Linked DNA regions of Mus musculus: regions 1 and 3 are each linked to region 2. Evidence: chromatin loops called from intact Hi-C (ENCODE). Cell type or tissue: heart. All regions are shown on one strand. Each heading gives the region's core, and the rest is flanking DNA. Links, peaks and the distances in the headings are about the cores only. Region 1 holds the start of Pla2g6 (phospholipase A2, group VI). Region 2 holds the start of Gm52190 (a long non-coding RNA gene). Region 3 holds the start of Csnk1e (casein kinase 1, epsilon).

Region 1 (9,647 bases), core at 892-8,891, 56 kb before region 2:
ACACCAGAATGACTGGGCTATCTCCTTAGCACTCACTCAAGAGGGAGAGAGATGGGTTTTGTTGTTGTTGTTGTTGTTGTTTTAACTACACATTAAGTCAGGGTTTCTGCTATAAAAATTGTCTCCCAGTCTAGATTGGAGCCTTAGCCTGTGTGTTCATGTGCACCGGGGATAGAACCCAGAGCTTCACACTCATTAGGCTACAGCCCCAGCTCCAGAATTAAGAGAACTGTGTTTTCTTGGGCTTCTAGAAAGTATATTGCCTTCCCCAGAGGCCGCCCTCTACCTCTGAGGCAACATGTCGCCTGTTGAAAGAGTAGGCCTGACAGACAGCACAGAGCCCTGCAGTAAGGATGCCCCGAGGGAGCCGGGCACTGCATGGACACTAGCTCTCAGTCTGGTCCTGCTCTGACCCCAGGTTGGAAGAAAGGACTAACCTTGGTGATGGAATGGAGACAAACTGTGGAGTAAGCTAAAAACAGCGTGAGGGTCGCCCATGACACCACCTCAGGGTTTCCCTTTCCAGTTTCAGCAGCTATGGTCTGAAAGCACGCACAGAACATTCCAGAAAAAGTTAACTCATTTGTTGTAAACATTATGCTCTTCAACATGGTGAGTCTTAGACCAGCCTGCTGGGTCTCAGCTGGGTGTATGCGCATGTCTCTTCCCAGGGCGAGAGCACACCGCACACACATGGTCTGTGCAGCGCCTAGCAGCCTGCTTCACTGACAGATGGGTAGGGTAAGTGACCCTAGCGTTACTTAACAATGGCATCAAGGGCTGACACTGCGCTTGTCTAGCACAGAGCAGACTTTTCCAGCCCTGACACTGCATTAACTGGGATGGAGATGGATACCTGGAAACCCAGGACCACTACAGGACAGGGGTGGAGTTCAAGGGCATCCTGGTCCCACACAGTGAGCTTGGGGCCAGCCTGGCACCTGAAAGACAGTACTGCTTTAAATGTTGGCCTGTCTTTACTTAACTACTTCCCCCATTTTACAGATAAGAAAACTAAGACCTAGAGAATATGACTCCATCACTCTGGAAACAGCCGGGAGCTTTGGAAGTCCCTGCTTTTCTAATAATAACGAACCGGTGGGGAAGAACGCAAGTCGTGTCTTCTTCAACACAGGGACAGCCAACGATGGTGGCCCACACCTGGAATCCCAGACTCAGGAGGCTAATAAAGGTAGCCAGCCCAGGCAGCACAGCAAGATCCAGGCCAGTTCTGACTATAAAGTGAGATCCTGTCTTGACAAGCCAAGATAGGGCTGGAGAGATGGTTCACAAGTCAGGAGCACTGGCTGCTCTTCAGAGGATCTGAATTTAGTTCCCCAAGCCCATGTGGCAGCTCATACTCATCTGGAACTCCAGTCCCAGAGGATCCCGTAAGCTCTTCTGCCCTCCACAGATATCGGCTATTCATGTGGTACACAGGCAGGCACATGTGAAGGCAAAATACCCATATACAGAAGATAAAAATAAACAAACCTCAAAAATGGTAAGACATAGGGCTTGATAAAATGATAGTAAGAAAAAAATTACACATTCTTAAAATGGTAAGACATAGGGCTTGATAAAATGATAGTAAGAAAAAAATTACACATTCTTATAGGTGGGACTAAATTCAAACAACAACAACAAATGAACAGTGGCTAGTGGGTCAGAAAAAAGAGCAATATAAAATAAAAGTCACAGCTGGGCATGGTGATGCACGCCTTTAGTTCCAGAACTCAGGAGACAGAGACAGTTGGATCTCTGTGAGTTCAAGAATAGCCAGTCTGGGGCTGGAGAGATGGCTCAGCAGTTAAGAGCACTGAGTGCTGCTCTTCCAGAGGCCCTGAGTTCAAGTCCCAGCAACCACATGGTGGTTCACAACCATCTGTAATGAGATCTGATGCCCTCTTCTGGTGTGTCAGAAGACAGGTACAGTGGACTCATATAAATAAAAATAAATCTAAAAAAAAAAAAAAAAAAAAAAAGGATAGCCAGTCTGGTATATATAGTAAGCTCCATGATAGCCAGGGCTACAAAGAGAGACCCTGTCTCAAACAACAACAAAAACAAACAAACAAACAAAAAAAACCCAGAGACCACAAAGCAGCAGATACAGAGGATGAATGAATCAGTCTAAACAGACAATATGAGGTTATGGTTAAAAATAAGACCACCAGATTGCAAGAGAGCTTGGCACATTTAAGTGCTTGCAGCCAAGCCTGACAACCTAAGTTGATCCTTGAGGAACAAGCAAGGAAGAAGGAGAGAAATGACTTACGTCATCCTCTGGCCTCCACACATGTATCATGACACACATGTACACACACGTGCACTAACAATGCTAAAATGTAATAAAAATCATATACACACTCATTAAAGAGTTAATTATTTCTAGATATCTTTGGGGATCCATCTCATGACCTCACGAACACAAAACAAATACTCTACTAGACTATATGGCCAGCCTCAGGATTTTTTGGCTGAAAATATAGATATAAGAGGATCCCCTCCCCAGACAAACACACACACACACAAACCTGTTGAGGTTTGGTCTTGCTGTCTGTTGCAATGCTAAGTGCAGCCCTGGACTCTGTACATAGACCTGTGACCCTGTCCCCAAGCTATTTCTGATTGGTAAATAAAGATGCCAACAGTCAATAGCTGGGCAGAAGAGACAGAGGTGGGGTTTAGGATCCCCTAGCTAGGGGTCAGAGGAGAACCTAGAGGAAGAAGAAGAGAAGCCTCCATGGGTTAAGTGAGCCATAAAAAAACGCAGCCCTGAGGGCTGGCCAACTGGAGTTAAGGGCAGCCCAGATGAAACATAGTAACTGATAACTCGGGGTTATCTATCGATCGGAAAGTAGAGTTTAACAGCATGGAGGGCAGACAGCTGCCCAGCTCTTGTGCTGTTTAAGGCTTGCTTACTGTAGATATAAAGGTCATGTGTTTCTTTTATCTGGGAACTAAGCAAGCAGTCAAAGGAGGGGTAGAAACCCCAGCTCGGGATTAAAACACACAAACAAATAAATGAGTGCACAAACGTCGAAGTGTGTGTGCTGTGTCAGCCAGTGGCAGGAATCCGTGTGCTGTGGCCCCTGCATCTTTCCATCATGTAGGTGCCAAGAATCAAACTCAAGTTGTCGGGCTAGGTAGCAAATGCCTTTACCCACTGAATAATCTACTGCCCTTGGCAAGAAGACAATCTTACAGGGTATGATGGTTCACATTATGATCCCAGCCCTTAGGAATCTAAAGCGGTTGGATCCAGTCTGGTCTCACAGTGAGCTCTAGGACAGAGTAGCCTTGTCTCAAGTAACAACAAAAATCTTTCCTTTTATACCCCAGCAAGCACTCTGTGTGTGTATGTCACTGGGATGTGCATGTTCAGATGTGTGTGTGTGTGTGTGTGTGTGTGTGTAAATGTGCACAGAGGCCAGAGGTCAACCTCAGCTGCCATTGCTCAGGATTTTGAGATAAGGCCTCCTCAGCAGCTCCTGGAGTTAACTAACTTGTCATGCGAGTTCTGGGGACTTCCCCAGCTGCAGAATCATCAGCACACACCACCACTGAGGACTGGGCTCGGGTCCTCCGGCTTGTGAGAGCTGCTCTTTACCAACTGAACTGTTTCTCTGACAGATTCTGAGTGACTGTCAGCCTGGGCACACCTGGCACCTCCCTCCGCCCCATCCTAAGCTCGTATCACTTCCTCTGCACAGCCACCCTCCCACACGGTTATCCTCGCTTCGAGTGGGAGGAAGCTAAGGCACAGAAAGGCAGCGGGCCATTCCCAAGGTCACACAGCTGACAGGGACAGGGACGAGTGCTACAGTCCAAGGCGAGCAGCTCCAGAGTCTAAGCTTCTTCAGGAGGCTCCCAAGGTCTCTCACCCTAGTGCCAAGCTTGGCTCCATTCAAGATTCTTGTGAGGAAATTTAACTGAGTAAGTATTTTGCACAAACTTCTTTTAAAAAAAAAAAAAAAAGGGACTGGTGAGATAGCGCACCATTCTTCCCTTCCCCCACCCCTACCCCGACACAAATAAAAATGTAAATTAAATCCAAAACTAAAAAAGGCATAGACAGGAGAAGCATACCAGGATATCTGGAGGAGATGAAGGTCCTGGTTACATGAGTAACACTGTTGCTGTTCTCGATTTTCCAAATGGCACACAAAATTACTATGGTTTTATAGAAAGCAGGTGTAGGCTGAGTCCTGGGCTCTGTGGTTTTATGCAGATGTGCCAGAGGCCAGGCCAGATGCAGAGAGGTGCTCCAGGAAGTGGGGCAGGGTGCACCCAAGAGCCTCACTGGTTTAAATCCACTTGTCTGTGGGATCAGCAGCCTCACTCAGAGGAAGTCCTCACCCCAGCATTCTCTGACAGAGACATGTCCCCTATGTTGAAAGGCCTGGCCTCTGTCCAGCCTCCTGGGGCCAGTGTGATACAGGATATGACACAGTAACTAAGGAAAAGGCCAGACGCCAACCCACTGTGACAACACCACCAGCAGCCATTGTTCTCTTCAGGTGGAAGAGAGGAAATGAACTCTGTGGACCCATGGGCCACACACATCCTGGAACAAGCATGGCAGGGCCAGGCAGGAATGCTACAAAGCATTTATGTGCCTACTTCTTGGCATCCTGCCGCTACCATCTCGGCCAGGCTGCCATCAGGGCAGCTAAGGAATCTTCCACTGGGGGCCTCCCTCAAACCTCTTGGGGCTTAGTCTCACAGTTTTTACATTCCTGTAACATTGTTTTCTACTGCTGACAACTGTCACTACTGCTCTGCCCCAGAGCTGGCTCCTAGATGAGGTCATCTGACACAGAACCCCTGTTTCCAGCCAGAGATGCCACAACTGAAAAGGGCCAAGCCAAGCCATTCATGGTGCCAGTGCCGGTGACGACCCTTCATGCAGCCTAAGGTTAAGATCTGTGGCTTCTCCCCTTGTCTCTAACCCATTCCCTGTCAGTGTGCCGCCTTGGTTTGCTTCTGGAAGGCAGATGGTGTCTGTGGACATCTACAGCTCTCCTGGAGGAACGGAAGACAAGACCAGAGAAGAGTATACTCACATCAGAGATGGAGAGATCCATCCAGAGAGGGCCTCAGATGGAGGGTTCAGATGACAAACTATAGAAATACACTCTGGCCACCAAAATGAAAACCAAACAAGAGCCCTGGAGGGACCATGGAAGGGTCTTCAGTGAGCCCCCCAGGAGGGGCTACTTGGGTCCATGAGGGCCAGGCTCAGAGTGTGTGGTCCCTGGGGAAGGACACTGGAGGACAGGACTTGAGTTCTAAGGAAAGACAGAAGACAGCTGAGGGGGGTGGGGAGAGGCCCTCCTGGCATGCACAGCAGGGGTCACAGCTGGGAGGACAGAGGCATGCATGGCCACCATGGGTGATCACTGTCACCTGGACTGGCTGAAGGAGGTCTGCATCCACCTCTGCCGTGGTGAAGGGCGGGTCTCAGGAAGACTGCTCTCACTCTGAGGGTCACTCTCCTGGCAAGGCTGCCAGGCTGTTCACCTTCCCTCCTCCCTTTTGGATGCTTGCAGGTAGAAACTGCTTGGCGGGAGCCATGATCCATCCAGTCCATTCTACAAAACCCAGAATGTCCTCCCTGCTCATGCGAGCCCCCCCCAACCCCCACTCCTCATTCTGAGTCCACTCTCACTCCAAAGGCAGAGTAAGCAGTGGACTGACCCCTCCCTACAAGCCGGCACTCAACGTGGTTCAAAATGGAGGTACATGAGTCTAGGTCATGGTCTAGCCTTACACACATGGCTCCTCTATGGCTGTCTAGCACACAGACTACAAACTGAATGGCCATATCTCCCGGTGGAATGACAGTACCTCACTGCTGATGGACTCTATGCCATATGGATCTCCAATACTTCAGAAAGCCCAAACTCTAGAGAATGTATCAGAATCCTCAGAAAAGGCCCAGCCTGCACTCCAGCCCCCTGACGTGACTCTAGTCATTCAGTCCCAGCAGACAGGTCACATGTGTGCCTCAGTGTCCTTGGGCGCTCCTGCACCTTCACTCCCTGGCCTGTATCACTCCTACCCCCACTTAACATCTCTCTCATAATAGACAAAGGATATGCACTCAAATAAACCTCCCCTTTCTTGTCTCTCAAGAACCAGTTTGGAGGCCACTTCCTCCAGAAAGCTCTTTTCTCCCCTCAGCCTTTCCCCTTGGCAACCCTACTCCATGGGGTCCCTCACAAAGGACCGTGGCACTGCTTTGATTCCTTAGGGTGCATGGCACCCACTTCCAGCAGCTGTTTGATGTAAGTGAACAAATCAATGGACATCTGTGAGCCACCAGCCTGCGTCCCTAAGGCAGTGGGACAGGGATCCCATGCCCCCGCACATCTGGCTCTCACACCACAAAGCAAGGCGGGTGAACCCAGCCTCTGGCTTTCCTCCAAGGACCACCTGCTCCCCCACCAGGAGACCCTTCCTCCAGCACTGCTGCTCTTGGGACTGGTTGGTTCCTCTGGGAAAATCAGTTTTACTGCCCAGCATGGTTCCAACATCGGTTCTCAGTGTTTCAGCCTTTTTAGAGATGAAACTGCCTCCACCTGACACAGACAAGCATGGAGGGAGGAGAACCAGGCCAGAACACCTGAGCCTTCTTGTCTCAGGTAATGGCTGTAGGGGCTTTCAGGAGCACACCCAAACACACAGGACTGCCCGCCAATTCCCACAGCACGTCTCATGATTAGATTACTGGGGTCACCCTCCTGAGCAGCTGACACCTATCCCTGTCCACCCCACCCCACCTCCATGGCTCCAGGCTGAGGACCTGAGGTCCAATCCAAGTACCAGGCCCCTGCTGTCACTTGACTTCCTGCCACTTTTGTATCTGTTCACGCTGCCCAGGAGAGCACACCCTCTACACAGGCCACACTTATTCATGTGTACACACACATACACACACACACACACACACACACACACACACACACACACACACACACGTAAACTCAGTGCTCAGGAGGCAATTCCTTCCAGGATATTCTTAGTTATATCATTCTATTGGATGCCTTGGAAATCCCTCTTAAGCATGCCACCATAATTACATTTAACAAGACAAGCAACCCCTAGGGAGGGGAAATGCTGTAAGCCAACAGAAGGAGCCCTTAGACAACATGACAGTCTCATGGCAGTCTCATGGCTGGTGTCACACTGTAGGGCACAGGTCCCCTGACTTCCTACAGGGTGCAGGAGGAAAGGCATCTGCCCCATGAGCAATTGGATTCAGCAACACGCCACACTGAACAGTGTCTGCCATGGTCCCTTGGGCATAGCTGCCTGGGGCGGGTCACTGCCACTGCCCTCAAAGCTGGAGAGATTCCAGGAAGTTAAGAGCACTTGATACTCCTGAAGAGGACTCGGGCTCAGCTTCCAGTACCTACACGGCAACCCACACCTTCTTTAAAAAAAAAAAAGATTTATTTTTTATTTTATGTATGTGAGTACACTGTCACCGACTTCAGACGCACCAGAAGAGGACATCAAATTCCATTACAGATGGTTGTGAGCCACCATGTGGTTGCTGGGAATTGAACTCAGGACCTATGGAAGAGCAGTCAATGCTCTTAACTGCTGAGCCATCTCTCCAGCCCCCACAAGTCCTTTAATTCCAGATCCGAGTGAATTCAGCATGCATGGAGTGTACTTACATAGATCCGGGAAAAACATTCATATGTATAAAATAAAAATAATTTAAAAAAATAAATAAACTGGGGACTCTCTACAGTGAAAACCTAGCCCCAAAGGTATTAGCATGACCCTGGCAAAGGAGGTCACTGGCCTCCCTTCCCCAGGCTAAGCAGGAACAGCGGGCGGGCGCTAGCTACATCAATATTTGCTCAGTGGAAAGGGAGCAGAGAATAAAGGTAACAGAAATAAAAGCGCCTGGTTGTCAGGGTGATTAATAAACACTGAAAACATGAACAAAGGGGAATGCTCTCCCTTTGGTCCTCTCTCTCCCTATCCCCCAGCCCTTTCCATCCTGCCTATGAAACAACAGCAAAGCAGGGAGCTTGTACAGGGCCACACTGGTCACCAAGCCTTGTCTTCTACATCTTCTCATTCAAATACTGAGCCTCGTGGCAGTCACTAATGTGGGCAGAAAATTCAGTCCTATCTGGCACAGTGAGAAAACAGACAAGAACAGAGCATGGCCTCCAAGCTCCAGAACCACGTGAAGGCAGAGACCAGAACAAAACACTGCACTAGTCTAAGGGTGGAGCTTCAACGAGGCCAAACCAAACCTGCCCAATCCTGTCGGGCTGGCAAGAGGGCAGGTGGGGGAACTTTAGAGGAAGGATTGGTATTTGTTTGCGATCATGTGAACTGCCCATTAAAAATACAGGCAGAGATCCATAAACCCTTGTGCCCTCCCAGTCGCACTCACACCCAAATCCCTAGTCACAGTCACCTGGGTCACAGGCTCCTAGTCGCCAGCTTCCAGGTCATCGGAGGGAGCTGGAGGTGAACCCAGGATTGGAGGCTAGAGAACTGGGAAAAACACACGGGGGAGCAAATGGAAACCGGAGGCACAAGAGAAGATAAGCAGGGAGTTAGAAATGGGGGCTCAGGGGTTGGGCACAAAGGGACGGACGCAGGAAGCAGGTGGCGTGGGGGAAATCGGGCAATGAGGCAGAAAACCAGGAGCACTCAGAAGCGCAGAGAGAGGAGCTGGGGACAGTGGACAGTCCAGGGTGAAAGTCGGGCAATGAATTGGGAGAAGGGTTGATTTTGGAAGTTGGGAAACTGAGGGCGGCAACGGAGAAGAATGCGGTCACCGGATGGGAGTTGGGGACGCCAGGGGATGAAAGGACAGAAGCCGGGAGCACTCAAGGAGGCCAGATAGGAGTTAACGGAGGACATGCCTCAGAGTCGCAGACACGAGGCCGGTCCTAAGCAGGGTCCAGGTGACGACATTCAAGACAGGGGCACCAGGAGGTTTGGGAAAGGGCCGTCAGGCCCCGCCCCCGCCGCGCCGTCACTCACCTCGGCTTACTCAGCACTTCTCAGCCCTCCTACTTCCGCAAACTGACGCGCCCCGCCCACGTGACGACACTACGGCTCTCCACCAATCCACCGAGCCCATGCCGCAGGCAGGCTGTGGCCCCGACCCCAAGCGTGGACCTCGCACGCGGTCAGGCGCCGCCATCTTCTATAACTGCCCAATGGAAGCCGCTTCTGTTGCCAGGGGGCGGTCGGGCTTCTGACTGAAGCCAATTCTGCGTGGCTGATGGGGGCCATGCCTCGGGCGGGCGGAAGTTTCTCGTGAGGGCAGTTTGGCTGACGTGTTGATAAAGGGCAGGAGGCTGTTCCCGGCTCCCTTCGACCTCAAGGAATCCAGGGTGGCTCGGACTCTGAACTTTTCTGTTTCTGGCAACACATGAAGATAATAAGAAAGAAAATCAATAAAGCCACAGGATATAACCGGGAAGAGCCTGCTTTGATGTTGCCAGGTTCTCCCAAACCAAATTGCAAATAAAAATATGGAATTAACGGTTAGGTTGAAATAAGACAAAATAAAAAAAACTTTCAGGTGGGGAGGGAGGTAATACGCGCGCGCATATGTGTGGTGGGTGGTGGCCAACATAGGGTTTCTGTAGACCAAG
Region 2 (9,647 bases), core at 1,050-9,049:
TTCTCTCCTGGAAGGAACCTTTTTGAGCACTGGCCAGGAGGACGGTACTGGGGAGTCAACTGCAGCCCCACAGAAGGGTTGGGCAGGGCCCCTCATTCCTCCAACACACACACACACACACACACACACACACACACACACACACACGGACTAGATTGGGGATGTATTTTTGTGCCTGCTTAGCCTCTAGAAAGTCCTGGGTTCCATGTCCAGCACCACATAAAACCAAGTATGGTAACATATACCTTTAATCCCAACACTTGGGAGGCAGAGGCAGGAGGATATCTGTGTTCGAGGTCAACCTGGTCTACAGAACAAGTTTCAGGACAGCCAGGGAGGGCTACACAGAGAAACCATGTTTCAGGGGCACGGGAGTTTGAGGCTAGGGCTGGAGAGATGGCTAAGCAGCTAAGAGCATGGGCTGATCTTCCAGAGCATCATCCTGGCTTTCAGTTCACAGAGCCTTCTTCTGGCCTCCTCAGGCACTACATACACACGGTGCCCAGACATACATACACACCAGCAAACATTCATACACATAAAAGGTAGACAGAGAGTCAAAGAATATAGGTCACACTGGGCAGTGGTGGCTCACGCCTTTAATCCCAGCACTTGGGAGGCAGAGGCAGGCAGATTTCTGAGTTCAAGGCCAGCCTGGTCTACAGAGTGAGTTCCAGGACAGCCAGGGCTATACAGAGGAACTCTGTCGTGAAAAACAAAAACAAAAACAAAAAAACAAAGGCTATAAGGTTACACCTCAATCCCAGAACTAAAGAGGTAGACATAGGCCGATCTCTATGAGCTCCAGGTCAGTCAGAGATATAGCATGAGACACTGATACCTGCTCCCTGCTCTCCCCACTAACCAAAAAGTCTGAGGCCAGCCCAGGCTACATGAGATCTTCTCTCAAAGGGGGAGGGGATAGTGCTGTCACGTGCCTGGCTCTGTTCCCACGGAGTGAAGCCTCCTCTCAGGGCTGTATCCACTGAAGGAACAGACAGTGCAGGGACAAGGATATGACATTGGTGAAGAGACAAGATGAGGGTCAGTCCCACTCGGGGCTGGAAAATCAGACCACGCCAGCTCCTAACACCGAGGAACTACCTACTGCTGAGCTGGGGTGGAGGCTGATGTGTCTCCTAAAGAGGTTGTGGTAGGGGACACAGAAATAAGGGGGAATGTGTCAGAAGGCGCTAAGGAGGGGGTGCCAGTCCTTTCCTTTGAGGCGTAACAGAGCATCACAGGGGGACACATGGGCTTGCAGGCCAGCTGTGTAAATCCTCCCCCAATACCCATGGTTCCTATCCATAGATGGATCATTTAGAAGTTGCCAACCAGGCTAGAGAAGCCAGAGATGAGAAATAAACGAATCAGAGGTAGAGCTCCTGCCTCGAGGCATCTGTGAAGGCGTCTTGGGATCCCCCAAACCAAACCATGTCTGTAAGCAGAGACTTGGGTTACATGTGGATGGTTACCCGTCCATTAGCGACAGATGGACAGCCAGGTGGGGAAGAGGGATCCAGATCTATCCTTGTGAGGTTGGTCCAGAGGCTCCTGAGAGACTGAGGAATGACGTGCCAGCCTCAGGTCCTAGAGATGAACGAGGGATGTGCACCCCCCTGGCCCCAAGGCCCCCACTCCCCAACCTTCCTCCCAAGCCCCGCTCCAAGGTGTGCTCACCCTCATAGCAGTCTCGGACGGTGCCGAAGTACACGTAGTACTGGTCATTGGTGAAGAAGAGGAGGCTGAGCCAGGAGTCGAAGGCGTAGATGGGCACGATGAAGAGGATGCGCACGATGTGGCGCTGCTCATTGGGACGGCTGTAGCAGCGCAGATGCATGTAGATCTGAGGGAGGGCACTAAGTCAGCCAAGTCCCACTACTACCACAGCTGCCTCCCACCTGCCTGTCTGCCCTCTTCCTCCTGCCTGCTCCATGGGAAGAGGATGGCTCCTGACATCTGTCTCTACCCTTCCTTGCTCTATGGGCTGATGCAAGTTACCCACCCTGAGCCTCAATCCTGCTCTGGAAAACTAGATGACAAACCTTCCATCGTGAGAGTCCAATCAAAGTGACCACATAAAGCCGGTGTGACACTATCTACAGGCCACCTTCAGCTACAGGGGACAGTAGGGCCACAGTGTTGTTGAAGTTGCGGTCCTCAATGTGTGCTCCTGTCATTCTGCCTCCCCAAAGCCAAGTTCCCAAGGTCTCACAGCAGCAGCAGCACTGAGTTAGCTGAAGGGCTGATCAAGGGCGAGTTGAAGCCACCTGGCTGTGGCCACTCTGCCTTGTCCCTTCACAGATGCTAGAGAGGGTGGGGTACTCGAGAGCCTCCCTCTGGAGGACCTGGACACACTTCCAGGCTGTGTGGCCATAGTGGTGTGCTCACACTATGCCCAATCCGCTGAACTAAGGCAGCACTGACTGCAATATCCCCAGGGAGGCAGGAGAAGGCAGTGCAACTCTGGGGAAGCAGAGCTAAGGGCGCAGCCCGACTCTCATGACATCACTCTTGGCCCAGCCCAGGCCAGCCCTGACTAAGGAAAAGGACAAAACATTTCCATCCGCTGTGAGCCAATTTCCTTGGCCACTAATGGATCTGAAAGAGACTGAGATGCACGGCAGCTGGTGAGGGGCTGCCAGGGGCCTGAGCAGACTCATCCAACCCTCTACATGGGAATCCAGCAAGCTCCTCCTTGGGCACCCAACCTCCCCTGAGGGCGAAAGGACAGGAAACAGGAGACCTGACTTCTCTTCCTGAGCTGCCACCAGCTCCTCAGCCACCTCCCTCAGGCTCCCAATAATGTCTAACTGCAACCGTTCCGTGGCTTCGGCTGCATATGTGCGTGGCCAGCAGATTCTGAGCAGGTCGTAGCAGACAAGCATCTGTGTGTCTCCTCACAATCCCGATGCTCCAGTTGCTACTGGACTGGAGGTGAATCCAAAGCCACCACCTGCTTGCAGGGGAGCTGGGGTGCGGGAGAGAACCCCAGGAAGCAGGGCTTACGCTCCTTGCCTGGCCGGCCTGAAGCATCCTTTGTGGAACTAGAAACCACTTGGGACACTAAGGATGTTCCCCCATCACACCAAGGTACCTGGTGGCAAGTGATGAGCAGAGCTGTCCACACAAAGAAGCCGGAGATGGCCTGGGCGGCAGTGGTCATCAGGAACACAGGGTGCTCCATGGCTGTGGGGCTGCCCTCGGGGGTGGCAGAGACGCTAGGTGAAGCTGTTGTGGTTGTGGGTGACGCTGGGTCTGGGGCCAGCGCGGCCCCCCTCACTGTCATGGTTCCCAGCAGCAGCAGGCTCCCTGAGAGGATCTCGTGCCGTGAGTGACGGGCTGGCCTAGGGAAGAAACGGGAATAAGCGAGCGAGCGGTGGTGTGCTGTGAACAACCCTTCCAGGTCTGCATCATGGGCCTAGCCATGCCCCTGCTCAGCCCTTGCCCTGGCATCTCTGGGCCAATACACAATGGCCTGTGATGTTCTGAGACCTTTGTCACCTCAATCTTCCATAGTAAGTTAGGAGGCCAGAACATGGCTGGGAAGCAGGGTACAGAAGAGTGCTGACCTACAACTGCTAACAACAGCTTGACCACTGCTACCCTGCCAGTCCCTAAGTACTGTTGCCACAAGCTGGAGTCCTCACGTGGCACACGGAACTGTCCCATGGGCCTCTTTTCACTCTCCTATTTTTTTTTCTTTCAAGATTTATTTATTTATTATATGTAAGTACACTGTAGCTGCCCTCAGACACTCCAGAAGAGGGCGTCAGATCTCATAACGGAGCATGCATGTGGTTGCTGGGATTTGAACTTGGGACCTTCGGAACAGCAGTCAGTGCTCTCAACCACTGAGCCATCTCGCCAGCCCCTTGTCACCCTCCTTTAGAGGCTATGTATAGCCTAGGCAGGCCTTGAGTTCAAATCCTCAGTGAGTGAGGATAAAAGGCCTGTGCTGCGCTGATGTGACAGAATGGCTTTTCTTGTGGTTGCTGCTGTTTGGTTTTTGTTCTTCTGAGACAGGCTTTCTCTGTGTAGCCCTGGCTGTCCTAGAACTCACTCTTTAGACCAGGCTGGCCTTGAACTCTCAGAAATCCGCCTGCCTCTGCCTCCCAAGTGCTGGGATTAAAGGTGTGCTCCACCACTGTCAGGCTTGGCAAAGCTGTTTTATTGCTATGGGAATCTACCTGAAGGGCCTGGCTTTTGAGATTTCTCTCAGACTTCCATAATGGCTAACAGTCACTCAATCCTTCGGGTCCCAGCTGTGCTATCTGGGACATAAAGTTATGGCTTATCTTCAAATTTCAAACTATAAAACCTAGGACTTCACACATGCCAGGAAAGTACTCTATCTCTGCCCCCGCCCCACCCCCACCTCAGAGAAATCATCTTCTAACTCAATGTAGGAATCCACTTTCCCAAAACCCTGCCCAGACACTTCCCCAACCGGATACTCCAGGCCATTTCACATGCCCTAGCTATTCTCTAAGGAACACAGGGTCTGCGTTCGGTCCACGGGTCTCTCTTCCTGCCTGCTCAGAGGCAGTAAGTCCCCTATTCTCATCTTTGAATCTCCAGCACCAAGTCCAGCAGCCAAGCGATCTCTAATGCTCAGCCTCATTACCAGCTTTCGATCTGCATCTCCAGAGATGGTGAGTGAGGTGGGCCACACAAGAGCATGGCAGAACTGAGGAACGTCAAGGGACTTTCCGGTGGGAAAGCGAAACCAAGGGAAGATGGCATCTCTGAGGAAACAAAGCCTTTCTATGTCTAGACAGAGCTAGGGTCCCATCTGAAATGGAGACGTCATCCTCACGCAGCCCAGAGGAGAGCTGCTGACAGGTACCCACCACATGTCTGAAAATTGGGGCAAGGCTGGGCCAGAGACTAGAGCTACTTTCCAAGAACAAAGCTTTCCAGGAGCATCAGAATGCTCTTAAGGAGTGTGGTGCCCCAGATTGACAGCCACAGTGACAGCATTAGGAGGGGGGTCTTTGGAAGGTCAGGAGGGTAGAGTCCTCATGAAAGGGATCAGTACCCTGGTGTGAGACCCCTTCTCTACAACTTGAAGACAAAGAAGAGTTGCCTATGAACCAGAAATGAGCCCCACTGGACAGCGTGGTCAGTGCCTGGATCTCAACTGCCCAGCCTCTAGAACAGTGAGAAACAGGCTGGTTTCCAGCATTCTGTTATGGCAGCCAGAGGAGTCCAACTGCGCCTTCTACCCAGGCATCAGAGCCCTACAAGTCTCATCCTCCTCAGTGCTGCCACCTACTGACGGCGGTCAGTACTACCCAGCCATCAGGTGACCTGGAAGGCCAACTGCCCAAACCCCAGACTGCCAGTGACCCACTCTGCACCAGTGCGCGCACAGCTGAGAGGGGTGAGTGGGGAGAGAGACGGGGGGGGGGGGGGCTACTCTGCACCAGTGCACGCACGGCTGAGAGGGGTGAGTGGAGTGAGAGAGAGAGAGCGAGGGCACATCACAGACACTGGGAAGAAGCCTGATTGAAGCTTGAGTCCCCAGCTCCATCATCAGCCCAGGTGACCAACCTCACAGTCCCTTGCAAACCCCAAAGCTGACATCCAGGCCAGGATGTAGTGACCCCTCGTCTTTGTGGGGTCCAGACAACTCACACCTACCCTATGGTCCAGACCCCACCTTGCCCGGCTGTCCGCCCGCACTCCTGCTGGGCTCCCACTCACATCCAGCCTCCACATCTAGCTGTCAGAACACCGGGACCCAGGCAGAGCCCTTGGATTGCTCTCTTCCACATCGACAATCCCTAACCACCAACTAAAAGACAGATTCAAGACTCAAAAGCAGAGAAGGAATCTAAATTGGGAAACTGAAAAAAACGGAGAAGGTGTCTGTGTATGAGCACTGGTGGCAAGCTCTGGAGAGAGACGCCGTGGCAGCCTAATAATAGCTGCTGTAGGCATGGCTGCCAAGTTGAAAGCTAGCGCCTGAGACGTTTCTTTAGAAAGGTTTGCACCGTGAATCAACGTCTTTGCCTGTCACCCCAGATGAAAAGGATAAACATGGAGTGGGCAAAGAGACCCCTAAATCTCCAGCATTTCCTCCAAATATTATCTTATGTTTGTTTTCTTTCCCCTCATGGCAACTTTGAAGTGATATTATCTACATCTTGGAAACAGAATAAAGATGTGAAACTTGGCTTCCAGCCCCCTACCAAATGATTTGAAGGTTTCTAGAACATTCTCTCAGATCACAGTTAAAGCAATGTCCTCACTCTGGTCCCCTCAAAAGGCAGGTGTATCAGCTCCTCCACCCAGACCCAAGGCCCACATGGAGGCTGCCGACCACATCTGCAATCCAGTCCACAGCACCCTAAGCTCTGCACCTGCTCACAATGCGCACAGAGGGCGAGGGGAGCAGATCCTGGGACCCACTGCTTACAGGTGCACAGGCGAGAAGAGTACTGGGTCCCACTGTCCTATAGCTACAGACAGATGTCTTCCTGGGAGGGAGCACTCATGACCCAGATCCCAGAGCAAACAGCCCATTGGCTTGGTGGAGCACCTGGCCCCTGCGGCAGGGGGAACCGCAGCTGGTCTAGCACCCTCTAATCCGCATGGTCTCTGTGGCTTCCCTTTTAAATACAGTCCACGTTCCTCAAGGTGGGGAGGAAACATACAAGACGAGGCTTAGATTCCAACTGCTCTAGCAGATTCCAATTCTTTTTTGGGGGGAGGGGATAGGGGGTTCATCTGTGTGCATGTGTGCTTGTGTGTGCCTGCAGTTGTTTTTGAGAGTCTCTCGCTGGCCTGGGGCTTTCCAATTCAGCTCCCCCTTCTGTTTTTAACGTGGGTTCTGGAAACAAACTCCAAAACTCATTCTCGGTGGTTAGCACTTTAACCAAGAGCTGTTTCCCCAGCCCATGGCTCCCGGTCTTAGTTGAGCAACTGTCAAAATTCTGCCAAGGGTATGGCAGAGGGTGGTAGGGATCCAGTAGGGTCACTTCTCTGAGGAAATGTCCTGAAGCCTCTGGACCCTCATGATCTTGGGAAGACACGGCCTTGACCTTGAGGAGCCCAAAGCTCCACGCTCCTGCAGCACCACACTGCAATGTGGAGGTCACATCCGATCACGCTACACAGAGGCGACTGCCTGGGGGTCAGTGTGGTCAGGTGTCTGATGGGCAAGGATCTACCAGCAGCATCTAAACCCAGAAGAGTCTGAACATACTAACTTCAAGCTCTGAAGGTGCTGGGTGGGATTCCTGCCAGAGGAGTTCTACAGTGTTCCAGTGCAACTACGTCCGAGACGAGAGGGTTCTAGTCTACAGATGTCCCAAGGATAAATGGGCTTACAATTAGAAGTGACTATTTTAGGACTTGCAAGATGCTTGGGTAGAGGCACTTGCTGCCAAGCCTGATGACCTGAGTTCAGTCCCTGGAACTCACATAAAGGTGGAAGCTAATCCTCTGATCACTCCTCAATCAATCAATCAATCAATCTCTCTAATCTCTCTCTCTCCAAATCTTTCTCTCTCTCTTTCTCCAATTTCTCTCTCTCTCTCTCTCTCTCTCACACACACACACACACACACACACACACACACGCACACACATACACACACACACAGAGTAATAATAGCAATTATTATAATAAATAAAATAGCACTTTAAATGAACCTGGGCGTAACTGCAGGAAGTCTGACACAGACGGAACATGCGCACTGCAATGATCGACAGTGCACTTACAACTAAGCCTCGAGGGTGGCACCTGTCAAAACAATTGCAGCCTGGATAAAGGAGGAGAAAGCAGGAGATGAAGAGAAAGCATCTTGCGGGACAATACTGAAGGCTGGCTGTCCTCTGCTGATCTAAGATGACTATTGTTTAAAAGACTCTGCTGTGAAAGACATTGGTGTAAAATGTAAACAACCACCAATTAGTTTGTTTTTGCTTTGTCCTATCCTATTCTTATGACTGTGGACTTGTGTTCAGATCAATATTATTTGTATCACTTCATGCTAAACCTCAAACACATGCTTTCTGGTGGTGGTGGTGCTGCTGCTGCTGCTGCTGCCAGAGTATGACTAGGTGACCCTGGCTGGATTTGAACTCATAGAGCCCCATCTGTCACTGCTCTGAGAAAGGAGAGAAAAGAGTGAAATGTTAATACTGTGAGAGCTGCGGCACTGTGGAGTGGTGGGGTGTGTCTGCAGCACAAACCTGGGCAACAGTCAAAAGTTCAACTGTACCATCCAATCTGAAGAGAGCACTGGCTAGGTTGATAGCTGGTGTGCACATCATCAGACGATAGAGAAGAAAATGAAAACCACAGAGAGGTATCCCCAGAACTACACAATGAGAGACAGTGTTGATGCAAATGCTGGCAAGGAGGCAGAGAAACTGAACCTCACACACAGCGCTACACTGGCATGAAGATAAAGCAGAACACTGTCAAGCCATTTCTTATGCAACCATGCAGCTTGGTGTGGCAGCCCAGCCCAGTAGTCCCAGCCCTCAGGAGGCTGGGGCAGGTAGATTGCTTGAGCTTTGGTATTCATAATCAGTGCACCGGCCAGAACTGTCAAAATTTGATAAATCTGGAATCACCAGGAAGATGGGATTTTTAAGCCAGGCTGAAGGGGATTGGGTTAATTGATATGGAAAGACTTGCCCACTCTAGGTGACACCATTCCCTAAGCAGGAGATCTGACTGGTCTAACTGTGGAGAAAGCAGCTAAAAACAAGCACACATGTATTCACTGGCTTCTTTTGACTGCTAAAATGTTGACCAGCTGCTTCAAGCTCTAGATGCCTTGACATCTTTACCTTGATGGACTAGAACCAGGAACTCTTGAGCTATAATAAGCCCTTTCTCCCTTAAAAAGCCTGAGAATAGCCCAAATGTCTGTCAACAAGCGAATATAGAATAAACCACTACATCCAGATCTTAAGACTATTTCTCAGCATTAAAAAAGAGTGTCTGCCTGGTCATGGTGATAAACATCTTTAATCCCAGAGTTTGGGAGGCAGAGGCCAGTGGATCTCTGAGTTTGAGGCCAGACGGGTCTACAAGGTGAGTTCCAGGACAGCCAGAGCTATAGAATACAGGCTAAACCCTGTCTTGAAAGAAAAACAAAACAAAAACAAACAAACAAACAAACAAAAAAACAACAACCCACAGCCCCAACACTAAGAGAAAGAAGTCCTCTCTGTTAGGCAGAGCTATTCAAGACTCTTAAAACACTCAGCCTATTGCTAGTGCCCTCCAGAAGTGGAAGTTAAGCCCCTATTGCTAAAGACACCATATACCTCAAACACAGGGCCCAGAGTTCCCGAGCTGGAACTGGCCTGAATGCTTCCTCAAGAGCTAGCTTCCAGGCATTATATACAAGCTCTCAAAAGAGGATACAGGGGCTGAAAAGATCGCTCAGTGGTTAAGAGCACTGGCTGCTTTTCCAGAGGTCTTGAGTTCAATTCCCAGCAACCACAGGGTGACTCACAGATCCATCTGTAACAGGATTTGATGCCCTCTTCTGGCCTGCAGGTGTACATGCAATACAGAGAGAGCACTCATACAGTAAACAAACAAACAAACAAACAAACAAATTTATTAATTATATGAGTACACTGTAGCTGTATTCAGACACACCAGAAGAGGGCAC
Region 3 (9,647 bases), core at 688-8,687, 61 kb after region 2:
ACCTCTGTTCCCACACAGGCAAGGCAAGGGGTTCACGCAGGGCGGGCAGCCCTACTCACAACGCTGGGGATGGGGAAGTCAAGGCTGGCAGGGAACCAGAGCTTCCAGCCAGCAAAAGGAAAGACCCAGGGTCAATTCATTCCAGAGCTGACACAAACTGGAGTAAATCTGCACCAGGGAATTAGCATCATAGAGACCACAGATAAACAGGAAGTCCTCCCCCTAGGGAGGCAGACCTCAGGAACAAGGGACACTGGCCTCGGTGAGTGACCTTGGGCTGTGCCTCTCCTTCTGCAAGCTTTCGGATCCCTTCTGCAGAAGAGGGGCCAGCACTGGGTGTTCTTTCAGACAGGTGCCTGAGAGATGCGCACACATTCGCGCTCACACACACACACACACACATTCCTTACACTTGTGCTAGGCTCAGATAAAGAGACAGGATAGCTCAGGTAACTTAGGAGCACTGAGAAGCAGAAACTGGCCCACCCAGTTCCCAAGTCCCTCCTCTCTCCTTCCCTACCACACAGAGGTCTTTACAGGCTACGACGCCCCCATTTCCTTGCTATTTGCTTCTCAAGCCTTCACTGGATATCCACTGTGGACAGGCCACATTCTGGGCCCCCGGGTGGGGTTGAGGAGCAGACCCAAAATTCCTTACATTAGCTCCTACTGAAAGGAATGACAGGACCCAGAGGCACTGTGATTTCTTGAAACTTATTCTTTGAACAGTTATCCCACTACTTTACAATGACTTAGCCATTAACTCCTGGGCTTGAGCAATCCTCCTGCCTCAGCCTCCCGAGTAGCTCCATCTGCAGGCACACACCACCACACCCCATAGAGAAACAGCAAGCTGTTTACAGCACACCTGACACCAAGTACAAAACTACTTCACGGCTGTTTCATTTGTGTCCTGCAACAGTGCTCGGGTCATCTGGGGACACAGATGGGGGACACTGAGGTCCCAGGGCAGCTGCCCGAGATAAAGTCTAGAATCCAGAGATGTCTGTCTCCCATTTTCTCTTCTACCCCTACTCAGTGAGGCTGTGGGGCTGAGGCGGCCCCAACTAGAGCAATCCCTGGCAGCCACCTTAGCCTTCTGCCATCAGTAGAAAGGGACAGCCTGGGTCACACAGGAAATGGGGAGCACCGAGAACAGGACACGGGGGCTGCCTTGTGGGCGACAATGTTCAGAAAGGGGCTTGTAGGTAAAAGCTAAGAAGGCCTCTGTATCCCCTACCCACTGCCCTGAGGCTTGCTGGACGGCAGAATTCATACTTGACAGTGGACAGGGGCTCTGAGCACCAGGGAAAAGAAGCCCTTGACCGAACTGATTAATGACTACAGCGTCCTGATATGTCCCTTTCCTCTGCCCAGGGCAGAATGATTCATCTTCGTTCTCTAAGGAGGAAAACAAGAGACAGCCAGGCCCTACTCCTGAGGACACAGGGCAGCACCAAGGATGACCTAGGAGGCTTGCCACCACACAAGCAACTCCAAGACTCAAAACTCCATCCGTGCAGTTTACCAAGCAAACTCTCCCCTCCAGGCTGACAACACTCAAAATGGCGCATGGCTGGCCAGGCTAGGAAGGCGACACTTGAGGGGGATGGGGGGGGGGGGTGCTGAGATGCCAGCAATCTGCCTAAAATGACATCAGGGACACATCCAGGGACAGGGAGCTCCCAGAGCAATGAGATCCTTCCTCTGTCATTCCAAAGGAGGCCCAGGCTGCATTCCAGAAAGCCACATCTAAGGGAGAGGCCTGGACTTCCGGGGAGCCTCCCCAGGGCTCCAGGACAGCCAAAACATTTTCTATCCATCAGTATCCTTCTGCCAGGACCCAAGGGCTAGGGATGCCAACCCAGCCAGGGCTTTCCCATGCCCCATGGAGACCCAGGTCAGCGGCAGCTGGAAGCCTGCTAAATATATCTCCTCTGCTCTTGCAGCCTCCTGAGCCCTGGCCTGCCCAGCTGTGAAAGAAGACATTCCCCAGACCACCTGAGCTTCCTTCTGGATCCGGGATGACCCTGGAGGCTTGTAAGCCATGCCAGGCAACCAGAGCAAACTCCTGCTCCCAGATCCCAGGTTCTCCCCTCCTCCTCATCCCAGAGCCGCCCCAAAGGGCCACAGCTGGAGGCCTAGCTACTTACCCAGGTAGATGTCTCCAAAGGAGCCACTGCCGATCTTTCGGCCCAGGCGATACTTATTTCCCACACGCAACTCCATGCTTCAACCTTGCTGCGGGAGAAGCAGAAACAGGTCAGAGACAGGACCTCCAGCAGCAGAGGGCCCAGACCCTTCCTCCACCAGGGCTGGCAGGCTCCTCCTCCCTCCCACTGTCTGAGAAGCAATCTGGCTTCACTTAGCTCAAGGGCAGTCAGGTGTCAGGTAGTCCTCATGCCCACACACCTGGGCACGGCCGAGGCAGGTTTAGAACAAGTTTCACTTAGTTCAGAAAAGATGGGCTCTGAGCCAAGGCCCAGGAAGGGACCGCCAAGCAGACCCGATGGGCTACGATGGGCTAAGGCCCTAAATCAAGGACAAAGGGTAAACAACAGGGAAGGGCCATGTCTAGTGTCTTGTGCTCAGCAGTGAATCTCCACCCATCCTTAGAGGTGAAAAGGCCAAAAGTCTCTCCAAAATGCTTTACACTCTGCATACAATCTGGAGACACTTAAAATACCCCAGGGACGTCCTGGACCCCAGGAATCTGATAGAAATGGGAGGAACGGGGTCCACAGAAATAGACCATCCTGAAAGCTATAATAGCCCGTCAGCAAGTTGCAACCTCCAGGATAAAGGGAAGAACGTCAAAGAGCTCCTTGGTACCACGAGACTCCTGAAACCACAGGCTGCCCACCTCTATCCTTGCCTCTGGAGGGCTAAGCTGGCCAGTTCCAGCAGGCCTCATATGAGAGGACCTGATCCCCACTGAGAGAGGCAAGGCAAGGTACCTCCCAGGGCCTCCCAGGCTCTACCCAGGCCACAGAGAACCACTTCTCAGGTCTTTCTGCACACACATCTTATGCGGACTCTCAGGGAGACTTCCTTGAAGACTGGAAGTAAGGGCTTCCTGAGACAGGTCCCATCCCTGTGGGTCTAAGCTGCATAGCCTGCTCCTTCCTCAGATGAGGTGGAGGCCCCAAGCCCATGGATAACAAGGATTGGACCATGGCAGGGATCCCTCTGTACTGGCCTGGTAGAGGTTGGGTACCTGTGTTCCAGGTCAGCAAAACAGAAGACTCAATGAATGGGGGCAGGTTTGGGCTGCTGGGGAATGGGGAGGCAGGGAATAGTAAACTATGAGACAGGGAGACTGGTTCCTTGGTGCCTCTGCATGGTTACACATGAGCTGGTGTGAGGGAACAAGAGGGCACTCCTTTGGCAGATAGATGGGAACCGGAGCCCAGAGTGGCCTTGCTACCATCCCCACAGAAGCTAGCCAATGGTAGAAATCTCACCTAGGACCAAACAGGGGTCCAGCTGGCCCACCTGGTGGCCTCCTACCCAGAACTTATTTCACTCCAGGCTTGAGAAGTAAAACCCTTCGGTGAGACAGTGACTGCTGGCTTGCTTGGGGGTAAGGGGTGCTGACCCTTTCCCTGTGCCAAGCCTGCCCCCAGATACCAGGCCTGGAAGGAAACCAGGAGAGATTCACTGGGGCTCCTCCATCAGCCCCAGAAGCGAGAGAGCCAAGCCAGGAGAGACACCCTAGCCTAGTACTAAGTCCCCGAGAGCCACCACTGTCCTTCTACCAGCCACAAGGAAGTGGCTGCCGCTGGGTGCCAGCCAAACTCTGGGCTCTCCCATCATGGGTCTTTGCCCACATGGCTGAGTTGCCCTGATTGCCAAGAACAGGACTGCATATCTGCAGAAAACCCACCAGCCTGGCACCACAGGTCCACACATGGTCCAGCTTGCTAAGGGCACCCGCCAAGGGGAACATGGGAGTAGAGGCTCACACTTAGGATCCCTACAGGAAAGGGGGGGCTGGCTGTGTACTCACAAACACCCCCCCCCCCCAAAGCCGGGTTTCCACTAACGCCGACTCAGAGACCATACATGGCATCTGGGAAAGCCACAGGTTAGGAAAGGAACATAAATATACTGCATCCTATATTACATAAATACCCACGCCAGGTTATATAAATACCAGTGCCCTCTGTCTGGGAGTCTTACATAAATACACTGCACATGACCCCCCAAGCCCCTCTCCACTCACGGCTCTCTGCACAATCACCAACCCTGAAGGACCCTACCAACGCCAGGGTCTCCCCACCCTGGAGACCAGAGCCCTGGAGTCTAGCGTGTCCCAGCCCTCCTCCACTTAAAAGCCCCCCTCCACCGCCACCCCAAGAAATTGACTTTGGGGTGGGGGCTCCTTCAGGAAATCAGAGTAGCTTTCCAATTCTTCACTCTGTCCCTTACGGGAGGGGTGGGGGAGGGGAATAAACAAAGTTAAAAAAAGGGGGGGGTGGCCATGAGGAGTCAAGACTTCTCAGCTGGTTAGAAAAATTACAACTACAAGCAGCTGGGCACATGGGCAGTCCCGTGTCACCCTGCCATACACACACACCTCCTGACACACACACCACCCACCTTCCACAGGGCCAAGACCCTGGTCAATGAATCAGTAGAATAAAAACTGAAGGAATGCCCTAAACCTAGGAAAGGCGTCCCAAACGCAAGTATTCATTGGAACTGCACCCCCTTCTCTCTCTCTCTAGACCCCCTTTCCAAAGGGAGGCTATGCTAAGAAATATGTGGGGAAACTCTGGACAAAGTAGGGGGAGGGGGTGGCCTAAGTCGCAGCCCTGCCTCTGAGGCGCCCAGGCACCCAGCTTTCACAGGCTTGAAGCACAAGGCTGTCTCGCACACCGCAATGAGAAGCCAAGCGATAAATAACCCCCTCCCTTCTTCTCGCCACAAAGGAAAACAAAGCCGGTGGCCCGGGTGACCACGCACCCCATCACTTAGGACCCCCGCGCGCCCCCACCCTACGCGAGAACGGCCTCGGTGACCCGGAGCCCAGGACACAGAGGAGGGGCCGAGGCCGGCCCGGAACCCGAGCGCCCCCGGGACCCCAGCCAGGCCCCTGCCGCAGGTCCCCCGCCCCAACCCGGGGCCGCCTCGGTGCACCCGGCGGCCTGCGAAGCGCCCGTCCCCTCCGCGTCCCCGGCCGCGCCTTTGTCCTCACGGGCGGCGCCCCCAGCCCTGCGCGGATGCGCGTGTCCGCCCCGCGCTCGCGCAAAAAGAAAACACAAAGAGGCGGAGGGAACCCCGCTTCCCCGGCCCCCGATGCTCACCGCGCCGGGGCGGCCGCCGGGGCGGATGCCAGAGGATTCGCCGGGCCGCGGGCGCGCCAGCCTCTCCCCGGCCCGCTGCGCTGCGCTCGGCCCGGCCGGGCTCAGGCTCCGCGCTCCGCCGCCTCCCGCCGCCCGCCCCCGCCGCCGGCTCGCGCGCTCCCTACCCGCGCGCGCGTCCCCGCGGTTCCCATTGAGCCCCGGGCCCGCCCGCTGATGTCATCCCCCGCCCGCCGCCGCCGCCCCGGAGGATTTAAAGGGCCCGCAGCCCCCGGAGAGCGTGTTCTGACGCTGCCACCCTGGGTGAGGGGCACACAAAACTAAGATTTCCTATACTCAGGCCTTGCCCTATCTCCAGCCAAAGCTGCGGGGACCCCCGAGAGAATCAGCTGAGACTCCTGGCACTGCAAAAGAGATTTAGGGCTCAGTAGCCTGAAGGCTGTAGAGAACACTGGCCAGGGGCTTTGGGAATAAAGCATAGGGACTGAGGGGCGTGGACAAGGACCAAGGATGTGTGGTCAGAGAAAACTCCAGGCAGACACTTTTCTTTGCTCTGTCCTCTGCCGTTCAGATCCACTGTGACAGTCCCTCAGATTCCAACGTAGTTTCACCCATTGAGCCCCCTGCCCCTCACCAAGAACTCACACGTGAGTCAGGGACCCAGAGGTGCTCATTCAACAAAGTCATCCCCCAGACAATGCCTGAATGTCCTTAACTGCAAACGAGGAAGAAGGACCATAGCCTTCCCAGGTCATGGGAGAGTTAATGAAGGCTTCCCACCAGCTTCCAGCTCCACCATGGAAGGTCCCAGCACAAGGCTATTAAAATGATATTTACAGTGGGTCATGCAAAGCTCCAACTTATGACACACCTACATTCTCTCTCTACACACACACACAACTGTTACTGTGGACATAGTACCTCTGATCACCCCGGAAGCACATCTCAGAAAGAGTCACTTCATAATAACCGCATCTTCTCCCCGAGGCTGAGGAGATTGCTGGGAGACCTATAGACCAGGTCCTATCACAGGGCAGGAGGGCAGGATACTGTGGCCCAGAGAGGGCAAAAGGTCTGCCCAGGCCCACACAGCCCAGCAAGATGGCCATGTTCATCTGGTGGACCTGGGGATGCCGATCAGAAGACCAGGAGAATGAGGAGGAGCTGCCTCCAGAGGCCTCTGTGATGGTAAACCGGGCAACTGGCTCTCTCTGCCCAGGTGGTGGACTGAGCATGGCCCGCTTGGTGCTTTTTGGCTTTGCGTTTGTCAATTGATTCACAATTGGCAGGTTTTGTATGACAGGCCCGCATTCTCTCCTGAAGCCTTGGCCACGCAGGGCACAAATCCTCACCAGAGGCAGCTGGTCTGGACAGCAGTCAGCCTCAGTGGTCAGAGCCCAGGCCGTGGGGCCTTGGCAAGACTGAGCAGAACACAGCAAGCATCAATGTCCTCCTAGCAATGTTACCACCCAAACCTTCCAACATGGGCCCAGCTTTCCAAACGTAGGCCTGTTCTGCTGCAGCGCCAGGAGAGGCATTCAGCTCATTTAACCCTCTCCAGTGAGGACAGCAGACAGAGTTGATGTTCACTCTGTGGTTTCCAGAAAGGGAATTGGAGGTACCTCAGCCCTCACGCGGGGGTATGGATCAAGGGTGAACCTGTCTGGAGATGGAACTCAGCCAGCGCTGCCTAAAGCCACTCTCCTCCCCTTCTTGGTCATCGCAGGTCCTTTGGAACAAATCTTCCGTCTGGAGTCCACTGTCCCAGCTTCCCTTCCTCATCCTGTCACCTGCCCTCCATTTCAGGACTTGCAGCCTCTCCCAGGCCCACACCCTCCAGCTATAGACTCTCTGCTGGGTATCCAGGGGTAGCTGGTCTTAAAAGTCCCCAGTTCTAACACACACACACACACACACACACACACACACACACACACACACCAGGCCTTCAGAAGAGTACAGGGTGGCTGGACCTTCCTAGACTCCCTCTCCCAGATCTACCCCCCTTGGAAGGTGGCTCCCCACACAGCTGCCTTTTGCCTGAGCCTCTTCCTTCCTACACCCTCATGAGTCCAAGCTGTGAGCCCTCTACAGAGCTTTGCAGCTGAGCTCTAAGGGGAAACAGCCGTGACGCAAAACCCAGTGGAGGAGAGGGAGGAAAGGAGGGAGCCTTCTCCCAAACAGAAATCCTGCCTCATTCTAACAGCCAAGGGCTCCGCCTTCAGCTCCTCGCAAAGATCCTCCCCTCCAACTTCCAGCTTTCAAGCCCAGAGGTATAGCTGGATGGCATCTTTCCCGGGGCCACCCTCCGCTGACCCACAAGATGCAGGCAGACAAACCCAGCTCACCAGGGGCCACACCAGCTTTTGACAGTTCTGAGTGGTCAGGAGCAGATTCCCCCCTCCCCCACCCCCTGCTCATTTCTGAGCTGGACACTTGTACCATTTCTTACTTTCATACCCCTCCGGACCCCTGGGCCCTCTAGAGCACTGGCCTCGGGGCTCAGGCACAGCCTTAGACACCCAGCACAGTGCGGATGAGTCCAGGTCTCTTGACTATGGACATTCTGACTTACCAAGTGTTCAGATTGGTCCTAAAAATGACCTTCCCTTGCATGTCCCTACCTATGATTCTCTTGATGATCTGGGTGCTTCTCTGTTATGACCTCCTGCCCTGGCCCTGGCCCTGGCCATTCAATTGCCTGGTACACTTTCCTGAGAGCCACATGTTCACCATGCTCTTCGGGGGGTGGGGCCCCTCCATTCTCAGGCCTTCAAGAGAAGGCTTTCCTGTCTCCTGACTTAACAATCCTATCGCTGGCCTGCCAAGATGGCTGATTGATGAAAAAAAAACCTCAAGACCTGAGTTGGAGCCTCAGAACCCATATTAAGATAGGACAAGACTAATTTCACAGGGTTGTCCTCTGACCTCTACATGGGCTCTGTGGCACCAATGCAGCCCCACCCACATAGCATCAAACAAAATTTAAAGTCAGTTGTATAAAATCCATCCGGGATCCCGGACTCCTGCACTCTGTCGCCCACAAACACTCAGTGCTATAACACACTCTGGGTGTGTTTGTTGTTTATCTTCTGTCTCCCACTTAGAGGACTTCGGTCCATGAAAGTGGGGAGTTGATGCTATTTTGGCCTCCACTGTGCTGTGAATATCTATAATAGTGTCTAGCACCTGGTATGTGTTTAATAAATAGCTGATTGGAAAAATGGACAGCAAAGAGGTTTCTGCCTCCCCCCCCCCCATTCAAACATGAATGAAGCAGCGCTTGCTATCCCCTGTTATCAGGCCCTAGCAACAGACCACACTGCCGACTCATGAAATGCACCCATCCCTAGAGCAGAGAGTGACCTACCAGAAAGCTTCCTCGCCCAGGCTTGTGAGGGACTAAGCCCTTGGTACCCTCTTTCTAGCTATGTGCCCAGAGTACACATGCCCGCAGAGGCCAGAAGAGGTATTGGATCCCCTGGCTGAAGTTCCAGGTGACTGTGGGCTTCCCACAGAAGCCGTTGGTATGAGCTCTTAACTGCTGCCCCTGAGCCTGACAACCTGCTTCCTAGGACCCGACTGGTGGAAGGAGAGAGCTGACTTCAGCAATGTATCCTCTCTCTGCCTGCCATGGCACGCGCACAATAAATAAACGTAAATTTAAAGCTCTAACATGGCTCAGCAGGTCAGGACCACCAGAGCCATGTCTCCAGCCCTCATAAACATAAACATGTTGAAATGAAAAATAAGTATTTTAGACAGTTGTGGTAGTGAATAAATACCTTTAATCCCAGCACTCTGGAGGCAAAGGCAGCTGAAATTGCTAACCTCAAAGCCAGCCTGAAGTCTATAGAGGGAGTTCCAGGACATCCAGGAAAAAAAAAAAACTGTCTCAAAAAACCAATAACAGCAACAACAACAACAATAGTAATAATAAATATTTTAAAAGTCTGGTCTCCCAGTCAGAGAACTGTGGAGTGCCAGCCAGAGGCTCCCTTCCTCTCCTCCACTGACTTCCACCCCTTCAGGCTGATGTCCAAGGAGGCTGGGGAGCTGGAACCAGGAGTCCTCGTGACTTTAAGAGGCTGGCTTCTGGGCTTGGGTGCAGTAAAGCTTGGCTTTCCCAGCAGTTCAGAAACAGAGACAGGAGTGAGTTTGAAGCCAGCCTGATCTACACAGCAAGCCCCAGAACAGGCAGGGTTACATGTGGAGACCCTGTCTCAAACACCACCACCACCAAGAGACTGGAGAGATGGGGCAGCAGTTAAGAGCTCATACCGACAACGGCTTCTGTGGGAAGCCCATAGTCACCTGTAACTTCAGCCAGGGGATTCAATA

The links. Peaks named below come from ENCODE experiments on the same cell type or tissue, not always from the same donor. Only the 100,000 strongest peaks of a DNase experiment are listed, where the experiment ranks them.
Region 1: it touches region 2 in a loop (2.4-fold over the local background); 3 of 42 quality-filtered maps call a loop at or near these places.
Region 3: it touches region 2 in a loop (1.9-fold over the local background); 2 of 42 quality-filtered maps call a loop at or near these places.

Annotation. Positions count from the first base shown.
Region 1 is chr15:79,319,183-79,328,829 of GRCm38, forward strand. Pla2g6 (phospholipase A2, group VI) reads right to left here and starts at 9,189. Exons shown (of 17, transcript NM_001199023.1): 1 at 8,453-9,189. Gm20420 (a long non-coding RNA gene) reads left to right here. Exons shown (of 3, transcript XR_003951549.1): 3 at 1-402. In heart, for the core only: no CTCF peak of the experiment used is centred there; DNase peaks (open chromatin) are centred at 4,459, 5,373, 6,749, 8,489 and 1 weaker place; H3K4me3 peaks cover 1,528 bases; H3K27ac peaks cover 5,466 bases.
Region 2 is chr15:79,375,367-79,385,013 of GRCm38, forward strand. Tmem184b (transmembrane protein 184b) reads right to left here. Exons shown (of 9, transcript NM_172608.1): 2 at 3,098-3,347; 3 at 1,681-1,846. The coding sequence starts at 3,289. It overlaps Gm52190 (a long non-coding RNA gene), which reads left to right and starts at 3,330. Exons shown (of 2, transcript XR_003951550.1): 1 at 3,330-5,386; 2 at 7,679-8,930. In heart, for the core only: CTCF peaks have their summits at 2,437, 3,789 (motif pointing right), 5,271 (motif pointing left) and 5,471; DNase peaks (open chromatin) are centred at 2,505, 3,235, 5,275, 5,645 and 2 weaker places; H3K4me3 peaks cover 537 bases; H3K27ac peaks cover 2,649 bases.
Region 3 is chr15:79,436,619-79,446,265 of GRCm38, forward strand. Csnk1e (casein kinase 1, epsilon) reads right to left here and starts at 5,439. Exons shown (of 11, transcript NM_013767.6): 1 at 5,310-5,439; 2 at 2,154-2,241. The coding sequence starts at 2,229. In heart, for the core only: no CTCF peak of the experiment used is centred there; DNase peaks (open chromatin) are centred at 2,013, 3,823, 4,233, 5,503 and 5 weaker places; H3K4me3 peaks cover 3,787 bases; H3K27ac peaks cover 5,398 bases.